Regions from separate parts of the Homo sapiens genome. Here region 1 is linked to region 2. A link is an interaction called in ENCODE POLR2A ChIA-PET data of the cell type or tissue named here. Cell type or tissue: HepG2. All regions are shown on one strand. Links, peaks and the distances in the headings refer to the core of each region. The heading gives the core; the rest is flanking DNA. Region 1 holds the start of POLR2F-AS1 (POLR2F antisense RNA 1). Region 2 overlaps TMEM184B (transmembrane protein 184B).

Evidence for each region. ChIA-PET counts read pairs that join two places held together with the same protein. Peaks named below come from ENCODE experiments on the same cell type or tissue, not always from the same donor. Only the 100,000 strongest peaks of a DNase experiment are listed, where the experiment ranks them.
Region 1: POLR2A ChIA-PET joins it to region 2 with 5 read pairs; 3 of 35 experiments call an interaction of 5 or more read pairs at or near these places.

Annotation. Positions count from the first base shown.
Region 1 is chr22:38,030,677-38,035,060 of GRCh38, forward strand. POLR2F-AS1 (POLR2F antisense RNA 1) reads right to left here and starts at 3,552. Exons shown (of 2, transcript NR_199596.1): 1 at 3,489-3,552; 2 at 1,496-2,479. It also overlaps a transcript of POLR2F not described here. RefSeq lists enhancers at 346-1,545, 2,557-3,832, 4,128-4,217. In HepG2, for the core only: no CTCF peak of the experiment used is centred there; DNase peaks (open chromatin) are centred at 2,355 and 4,095; H3K27me3 peaks cover 404 bases.
Region 2 is chr22:38,256,358-38,260,741 of GRCh38, forward strand. All of the region lies in intron 1 of TMEM184B (transmembrane protein 184B), which reads right to left. Among named protein-coding and RNA genes, the nearest start is that of TMEM184B, 14 kb to the right of the region's middle. RefSeq lists an enhancer at 3,833-4,182. In HepG2, for the core only: a CTCF peak has its summit at 1,726 (motif pointing right); a DNase peak (open chromatin) is centred at 1,734.

The sequences.
Region 1 (4,384 bases), core at 315-4,314, 230 kb before region 2:
AGCTGCTTATGCACTGGGTGATTCAGGCACATCCTCACTTCTCTGGGATGACTTGCTTTGCAGGGTCACTCCCGGGATAAGAAGAGGTCATGCAGTGGGGAGGTGTGGGTGGGGGCAGGGTTGTGCTGGGAAGGCCTGGGGAGCGTGGTCAGTGGTTCCCCGGGGATCAGGAACAGGCCCTCTCCCACCCCACCCCCAGCTCAGTTGCTGGACAAATCCATCAGATCAGTCGGCTGTCACCAGTAGGGGGTGGGAAAGGCAGGGTCTGTGAAATGAGGGGCCCTGGGACAGGACGAGGGCTGGAAGAGCTGTGAGAGGCCCTGGGCAAGAGGTAAGGAAGCAGGCTACAGACCACCAGCACTTCAGACCCTGCCAATGGAAAGACGGGTCTTGGCAAGTGTCGGTGTCGCCCCCTCCCTCCTTGTCCCTTGGGAAACTCCTACTACTCTGTCAGGCCTCAGCTCCAGCACACCTCTTCCAAGACGCAGGGGTTAAGAGCGAGAGTTTGGGTGTCATTCCATCTGCAGGGCCCTGGACAATCTGCTTCATCTTTTTCAAACTCATCTGTAAAATGCGGACAGTAATACCACAGAGCCTGCAGGATGGTTGCAAGGATTAAATGAGATGTTCTTGGCACGGAGGAGCCTACTTCTGACAACAAGGATGCCCTCGTTCCTTGGCTACTTCTCCTACCCACGTCCCCCCACAAGGTAGACTTGGCCCTCTGAGTCCTCACCACACCACCCTCTTAGCCCAGGTAGTAATTACAGTCATGTCTGTCTCCTCCATGGAACAGTGAGCCCCTAAGTGTGGGGACTGGGTCTGATTCACCACCAGGTCCCCAGAGCCCAGTGCAGGACCTGGGCAGGCACGGACTTCACACCCTGTGCCGCTGTCCAGGTCCCCACCAGCACCAACACCCTGTCCCAGGCGCCTGATGTCACAGGTGTCCCGGCTGAGTGGCAGCTCCTCACTCAGCTTCCACTTCCTCACGTGTGACCCTGGTGACCTCCGAAGGTTGCTTCCAGCCTGAAAGTGCTGTGAGTCCATGTCTCAAACCCGCGTCACCATGCTGCCCCCAGACCAACCCCTCCCCGCTTCCCTGCCCCATCAACGGCCCCACTGTTCTCCAGTGACCCAGGCATGAAGCTTCGGAGTCATTTTTGACTCATCCATCCCCTTCATCCCCTATGGCTAGTCATCGGCCATGACAATTTTTCCTTCCAAACACATCCGTAGTCCCCTCCCCAGCATTCTAGTCCCCTCTGTCTTGGCCTCTGTTTTGGTCTGAAGTCTGGAGATTTTGTCCAGTTTCTTTTTTTTCTTTTACTTTTTTTTTGAGACAGGGTCTTGCTCCGTGGCCCAGGTTGGAGTACAATGGCGCGATCTTGGCTCACTGCAGCCTCAACCTCCTGGGCTTAAGTGATCCTCCCACTTCAGCCTTCCAAATAGCTGGAAGCCTAGGCACAAGCCACCACACCCAGCTAATTTTTAATTTTTTTGTAGAGACAGGGTCTCACTCTGTTGCCCAGGCTGGTCTTGAACTCCTGATCTCAAGCAATTCTCTCACCTTGGCCTCCCAAAGTGCCAGGGTTACAGATGTGAACCACTGCACCACACCTGGCCTGCTTTTATCCATTTTCTAACTGGCCAGTGTCCTCTCACCTTCCACCACAGCCATCTTCCCAGGAGAGCTCTGGAGTTCCACTGTTACGGTCCTCCCAAAAATGCACAGCGGGTATCTGACAGGGGAAACTGCTTCACACCCATCACCTGCCCCTGAATCCATCAGTCAGGAGCCGAGCTGCTGCCTCGAGGCTGAGTGTGCCCAGGAGAGACCGGGGTCTCTGCCCACAGTCAGGCACATAGTCCACTGAGCTCTGCTATTCCTTAGGCCCAACACTGGGCATGGGGCAGGGAAACCAGGATGCTTGAGGCATAGGCCCTGTCCACACCCTGATTGGGGACATGGATGGATGATGCCACACTGACACAGTGTGCTGTAGGAACCAACGTGGGGTGGCGGACGCCCCTCATGCTGCCTGGAATCAGGACGTGTCACAGAGGACAGACAGTCGAGCTGGGTCTTGAGGAATGAGCAGGAGTTCTGCGGAGAGGGTGCTTCAGCAAGGAAGCTGCCTGGATGCGCAGTTATGAAGGCCTGCAGGGGCAGGAGGGGTGGCCACGGTGGGAGGTGGGGAGGCCAAGCTGAGAAGGGCTCCGTGGGCCACTGGTGAGCTGCCTCTGGAATCCCTTACTGCCGTCCATAATTCATGTCCCCCACACGGAGCATGACATAATTCATGTCCCCCACATGGAGCATGACATAATTCATGACCTCCCAACCTGTGACGCAACACCTCCTTGTAAACATCAAAGCAGCCATCTGTGAGCCATCTTTGAGCCCAGGAGGTTGAGGCTGCAGTGAGTTGTGATCATGATACCGCACTCCAGCCTGGGCCCCAGAGTGAGACCCTGTCTTAAAAAAAAAAGAAAGAAAAAAGAAAATTAAAAAAAAAAGGAAGTGGACAAAATCTTGAGATTTTGCACAGAGCTGTCCTCCCTAGTTGCCCTGTCTTTCTTCGCCAGCCTTTTCAGGTGGACGGGGCATGGCTTATCTCTCCCATTTTACAGATGAGGACTCTTGAGACCTACAGAGAGAAAGCGCTTGTCCAGGGCGGCCTGCTAGGCTCTGGTAGAGCCAGGGCTGGAATTTCCCTGGCCCCAGATCCCAGAGTCTAGAGGTTGCAGCGGGGTTCAAGCCTGGTTACCCAGTCCCTCTGGGGTAGGGCTGGTTCTGTAGGACCAGATGGGGCGACAGACAGGCCCAGCTGCTGGGAACTCCAGGACCAATCACCAGTGCCCACAGAGCCTCGCCAAGGCAAGCCCTGCTGGGCTGGCACAGCCTCTGAGGCCAAGCCTGCTCCCCCAGTGCAGTGGGGGTTGGGGGATGGGATCTGGCCCCGGCGGAGCGGGAGGGACTGGGTGGCGGATTTGTGTTTCCACTTGATTTCCTCAGTTGTTTTCCAAGAGCGGTGGCAGGATCCTGAGGGGAGGGGTGGATGTGGGGAAGCCACCGGAAGGCGCCACGGCCCCGCTGCCTGCCCCCCATGTGACTCCACTGACTGACGACAGTGCCCGTGGAAGGGCCTCGAGGCTTCTGTCCTGTGCTCGCTGGGAGAGGGTGTGACGTGGACGAGGGCACTGGGCGACTCCTCATGACCCATGCTGACTCTAAGTTTGCTGCTCACTTGGGGCCCCAACCCCTTTGATTCTGGGAGTCAAGAGAGGTTGTGACCGCCGCTGACCCCTATTCCCTGCACCATCCCAGGGGTCAAGTGGCTGGGGCCGAACCCGGACAGGGCAGGAGTGCCCCAAAACCTAGGGCTTGGCATGGCCCCTTGGTGTCCTCCCGACTCCCCTTGTCAGCTCCTTCCGCCTCCCCTTCTGCTTCCTCTACTCCCACCGTTTCAGCCTTGCTGCCTCACCACCACCATCTGTCCCCCAGCTCCTTGGGCCTGTCCACGCTGCTCCTCATCCCCACTAGTTGTCTTTTCCGCCTTCCAGGGCTGCACTGGGCTCTCACTGGGCCTCGGGCCACAGCCTCTTCCCTTCCATGCACCCCTGCGTCCCAGGCCTGGCAGCTTCCCCAGGCCTGTCACAGAGGAGTGGGGTCAGCCACTCCTGGCTTCAGAATCTGCTCGGCCACTTCCTGGCCACGTGGCGGCAGGCAGGTCCCAACCCTTCTCTGGGCTCCAGCTTCCTCCTCCAAGAAGCGGGGGAGGGGATAATGCAAAACCAGCGACCTCCTGCACCAGCTCTAAGGAGACCGAAGTGCCCAGCATGGGGCGGGGTGCGGAGGCAGCCAAGAGCTCAAAGGAGAGCCAGGCCACTTGGAGTTGAAATCCCAGCGCTGACACCAGCCGTGCAGCCCTGGACCCCTCTCTGAGCCTCAATGTCCCCCTCTGTAAAATGGGGATAATAATAGCAGCTTCCCCTTGGGACAGAATGAACTAATCCCAGGGGAGACCTGTCAGCCTGGGCTTTCTGGAGGGGGTTGTGCCTGCGCAGCTCGGAACAATGAGTCAGAAGCAGCCAGCAGAGACACAGAGCGCACTGGAGGTGGGGGCAGGGCTTGAGCAGAGGCCAGAGGAGAAACCAGTTGGGAGCTTTCGGCCCAGGGCTGGGAGTGGTGGGAGGTGAGACCTGGGGCCGTGGCCTAGGACGAGCTGGGGCTTTCCAGGATCCCACCCCAGCCTCCCCACCCCACCTTGCTAGCCAGGGGGCTGACATCCCTCCCCACTCCCCAAGCAGATTCCCTTGTGCTGGTCCTTCCACCTAAGCTCTCCCCACACCTCTTGGCCTCTGCAAATCCTGCCCATCC
Region 2 (4,384 bases), core at 194-4,193:
CACCCACCACCATGCCTGCCTAATTTTTGTATTTTTAGTAGAGACAGGTTTTCACCTTATTGGCCAGGCTGGTCTCTTGGACAGGGTGGTATCAAACTCCTGACCTCGTGATCCTCCCACCTCGGCCTCCCAAAGTGCTGGGATTACAGGCGTGAGCCACCATGCCCGGCCAACAATCCTTATTGATTGCTTTTCCACAAGATAACCAATAAATCTCTGATACAAACTGAGTCCCTCCCCATCTTACTACACATTTCATAGAAAAATCTGTTGTTCTGCTGTCTAAAGCTTTTTATTATGGAACATTTCAAACATACAAAACTGGAACAAATAGTGTAATGAATTTTTCCACCTCTCCATCACTGAGCTTTAACGGTTAGCAACACTGCGCAATCTTGTTGCATCTTTCCCTGTCCCCCAGATGTAATGTTAAATACTTCGGTGTGCATCTGTACTTGATAAAGACTTTTTAAACTTTCTATTTTGAAATAATCGTAGGTTCACAGGAAATTGCAAAAATAGAATCTAGGGTCCTGTATGCCCTTCACCCAGCTTCCTCAACGGGTGACGTCTAGTCTAGCTGTAGTACAGTATCAAAGCCTGGAAGTGGACATTAATAGTTTTTTTTTTTTTTTTTTTTTGAGATAGAGTTTCGCTCTTGTTGCCCAGGCTGGAGTGCAATGGCGCGATCTCGACTCACGGCAACCTCCACCTCCAGAATTCAAGTGATTCTCCTGCCTCAGCCTCCCAAGTAGCTGGTATTACTGGCATGCACCAAAACAATATGTCTGTCACTGACTTTAAAAAGAAAAAAAAAATCCTCTCATAGCTGAACTCCTAAAAAGCTACGTAACAGAATTTTCTAGTCCATTAAAAATTTTCCAAAGCATTTTAGTGGGTTTTGGACTCGCTTGTTAAGAATTTTAAAATAAAATACCTTCCATTTCGTTTACAAAAACGTGATTGGCATCAGGGAGGATGGAAATGTACCGGCCAAATTTCAACAAATCCTTTGCATACTCAGTGGACGGGATGGAAAAATGAGTAACCCGATTTAGAAAGAAAGCCAAGGATGCGTCTGCTCCGTGTGCAGCTTCCTGTCCCAGACAGGATCTTTTGCAGGGAAAGCAGCCATTAAAACCCAGTCTCTAAACAAGCCGAACGTGAAGCCAGCCAGACCTTCCAAACTCTCTCTCACTGATCACGAAAGCGCACGTTCCAAAAAATGACCCCGTGTATGAACCCAGGAGGTTTCTGTACCGTCAACAAAGTAAAAATTTTCTTTATTACATCTTTAGCTTGGCCTTTGGTTTCTGTTTTTGGTGTAGGTTTTATTACGTACACACTGAAACAGTAAAGTAATATACGTGTATACTTATTGTAACATACACTTATAATTACACCAATATCCACATATTGGGGGTGCATGTTCAAGAGGTTTTGTTCTGGTTTCTTTTTTACTGATAGGGCTGTGTGATCCAAGGAAGTTTGGAGAGCAGTGCTATAGTGATAGGCAAAGGCCCAAGGCTTCCTAATGGCTGCTGCTATTCCCCTCTCCTCTGCAATCTCTCTGCCTCTCTGTCCTTCCCCAGACAAGGCCCCCTGGCTCAGTTCCAGGCTGCAGATCAGACAGAAAACAAATTCAAGGACCCCCACCTCCCCCACATACAGCCTACCTGCCAGTGAGTGCAGTCTCCACACCTGTCTCTCATTCACACGCCACCCAGCAGGTGGCAAAGAGGCCAGGCCACGCAGTCTGCACTTTGTCCCAGGCTCTGAGACAGGGAACTGAGTTGGAACCTCAGCATTATCACCTAAGCTGGGCCTGAGGCAGGTGACTGGACCTCTCTGACTGTGTTTCTTAGGGAGAAAAGTCCAGGTGCACTGTCCTGTAGCTAAGGCTTTTGGACTAAATGGGTTTAAGAATTTAGAATTTTTCCAAATTTTTTTTTTTTTTTTTTTAGACTAAGTCTCACTCTGTCACCCAGACTGGAGTACAGAGGAACAATCTCGGCTCACTGCAACCTCCGCCTCCCAGGTTCAAGCGATTCTCCTGCCTCAGCCTTCCTAGTAGCTGGGATTACAGGCATAAGCCACATGCCCGGCTAATTTTTGTATTTTTAGTAGAGACAGAGTTTCACCATATTGGCCAGGCTGGTCTCGAACTCCTGACCTCAAGTGATCCACCAACCTCAGCCTCCCAAAGCTCTGGGATTATAGGCATGAGCCACCGTGCCCAGCCGAATTTTTCAGATTTTAGAAAGGATTATGCTGCTAGACACAGTGACACTCCTGGAAGGGTGGGTGCAACACCCCAAAAGCAAACATATAGTACTTTCATAGGAAAACATACTGTTAGTCACCCTAAGGAAGATAGTTTTAAAGGCCATAATTAGTATCACATCAATTCAGGTCAGATTTTTGCAGCAGAAATTAGTCTGCTGCAGACTTAGAAGAACCTTTGGGATTTCTGAGCGTTCTGAATTCTAGAACAGCAGAGAAGGGGATGTGGGCCTGGACCGTCTTCCAGAACTGTAGGGAGGCTGATGAGGAAGCAGACATCCAGTGTCGTTTATTTCTATGTTTATTTTCAACTGTAATGGTATCCCTCCTCCCAACCTGAAATCCACTGAGAATGTGGCAGGAGCTGGCCGTGGGACCCAAAGTCTCACTTCTCCCAAGACTGCCCCACCTCCCTCCTCTTCCAGGAAAGACGTCTTCCGGCTGGCCCCCCATCAGAGACATCCTTTCTCAGATAAGCTACGCAGCTATGTCGTCACTGAACTTGGCCACCTGCCTTGGAGTTTATTTCGGGAGCATCCCACCATCTCACCCAGATTCTATCGTCAGAGTCATTTTAACTCATGTTTGAGGGACACCTTACTGCTGCTATCCCCTCTGCCCATGGATTTTATTATGTGCTGTGTGGTAGGCTGAAGAATAATCCCCCAAAGATGTTGACATCCTAACCCCCAGAGCCTGTGAACATGCTACCTTACATGGCAAAAGGGACTTTGCAGAAGTGACTGAATTAAGGGTCCTGAAATGAGAGATTATCCTGGATAACCTGGGTGGGCCCATGTCATCACAAGGGTCCTCGTAGGAGGAAGGCAGGAGGTAGAGAGCGAGAAGAGGGCAGCGTGACAAAGGAAGCAGAGAGAGGAAAGTGGAAGCTGCTACGCTGCTGCCCTTGCAGATGGCGAAAGGCGCCACAAGCCACAGATGGAGGTGGTCTCTAGGAGCTGGAAGAGGCAGGGAAATAATTCTCCCCCAGAGCCTCCAGAAGGAGTATGGCCCTGCCAACACCTCGATTTTAGTCCAGTGAAACACATTCTGGACCTGACCTCCAAAACTGTGAGATAATTAATGTGTGCGCATGCATTTTATTGGTTTTTCTTATTGTAAGTAATCTATAATTTGTGTTTGTTTTGTTTTTGAGAAGGAGTCTCACTCTGTGGCCCAGGCTGGAGTGCAGTGGTGCGATCTCGGCTCACTGCAACCTCTGCCTCCTGGGTTCAAGCAATTCTCCCACCTCAGCCTCCAGAGTAGCTGGGGTTACAGGCACGTGCCACCACGCCTGGCTTTTTTTTTTTTTTTTTTTTGTGAGACGGAGTCTCACTCTGTCACCCAGGCTGGAGTGCAGTGGCGTGATCTTGGCTCACTGCAACCTCCGCCTCCCAGTAACTGGGACTACAGGCGCGTGCCACCACGTCCTGCTAATTTTGTATTCTTAGTAGAGACAGGCTTTCACCATATTGGTCAGGCTGGTCTTGAACTCCTGACCTTGTGTTCCGCCCACCTTGTCCTCCCAAAGTTCTGGGATTACAGGCGTGATCCACCACACCCGGCCAAATGCCTGGCTAATTTTTTATATTTTTGTTAGAGACAGGGTTTCATCATGTTGGCCAGGCTGGTCTCGAACTCCTGACCTCAAGTGATCCACTCACCTCAGCCTCCCAAAGTGCTGGGATTACAGATGTGAGCCACCGCACCCGACCTAATTTGTGTTTTAAGTCACTAAGTTTCTGGTAATTTGTTGCAGCAGCAAGCAGCTTGCAGATGCAAAACAGAGGTTTGAAGGGCTGACGTCATTTGCCCACAATCACCTGACAAATGGTTCTTCCGACTGCCACTGCCGTGCTGTGAAATCCGCAGAACTCTGGAGCCTGACCACCTAGACCTGACCTCCAGCTTTGCCACTGGCTAGCTTTGTGTCTGTGAGCAAGTTACACAACCTCTCCTTGCCTTAGCTTCCTCATCTATAAAATGGGGAAGCAGCCATACCTGCCTCTGAGAGAGAGGGACGGAATAATGAGTGAACACAGAAAGCACTGAGAAGGTCTGGCACCATGTGATGTCAGCTGCCATTGCTCTCCCACTTCCT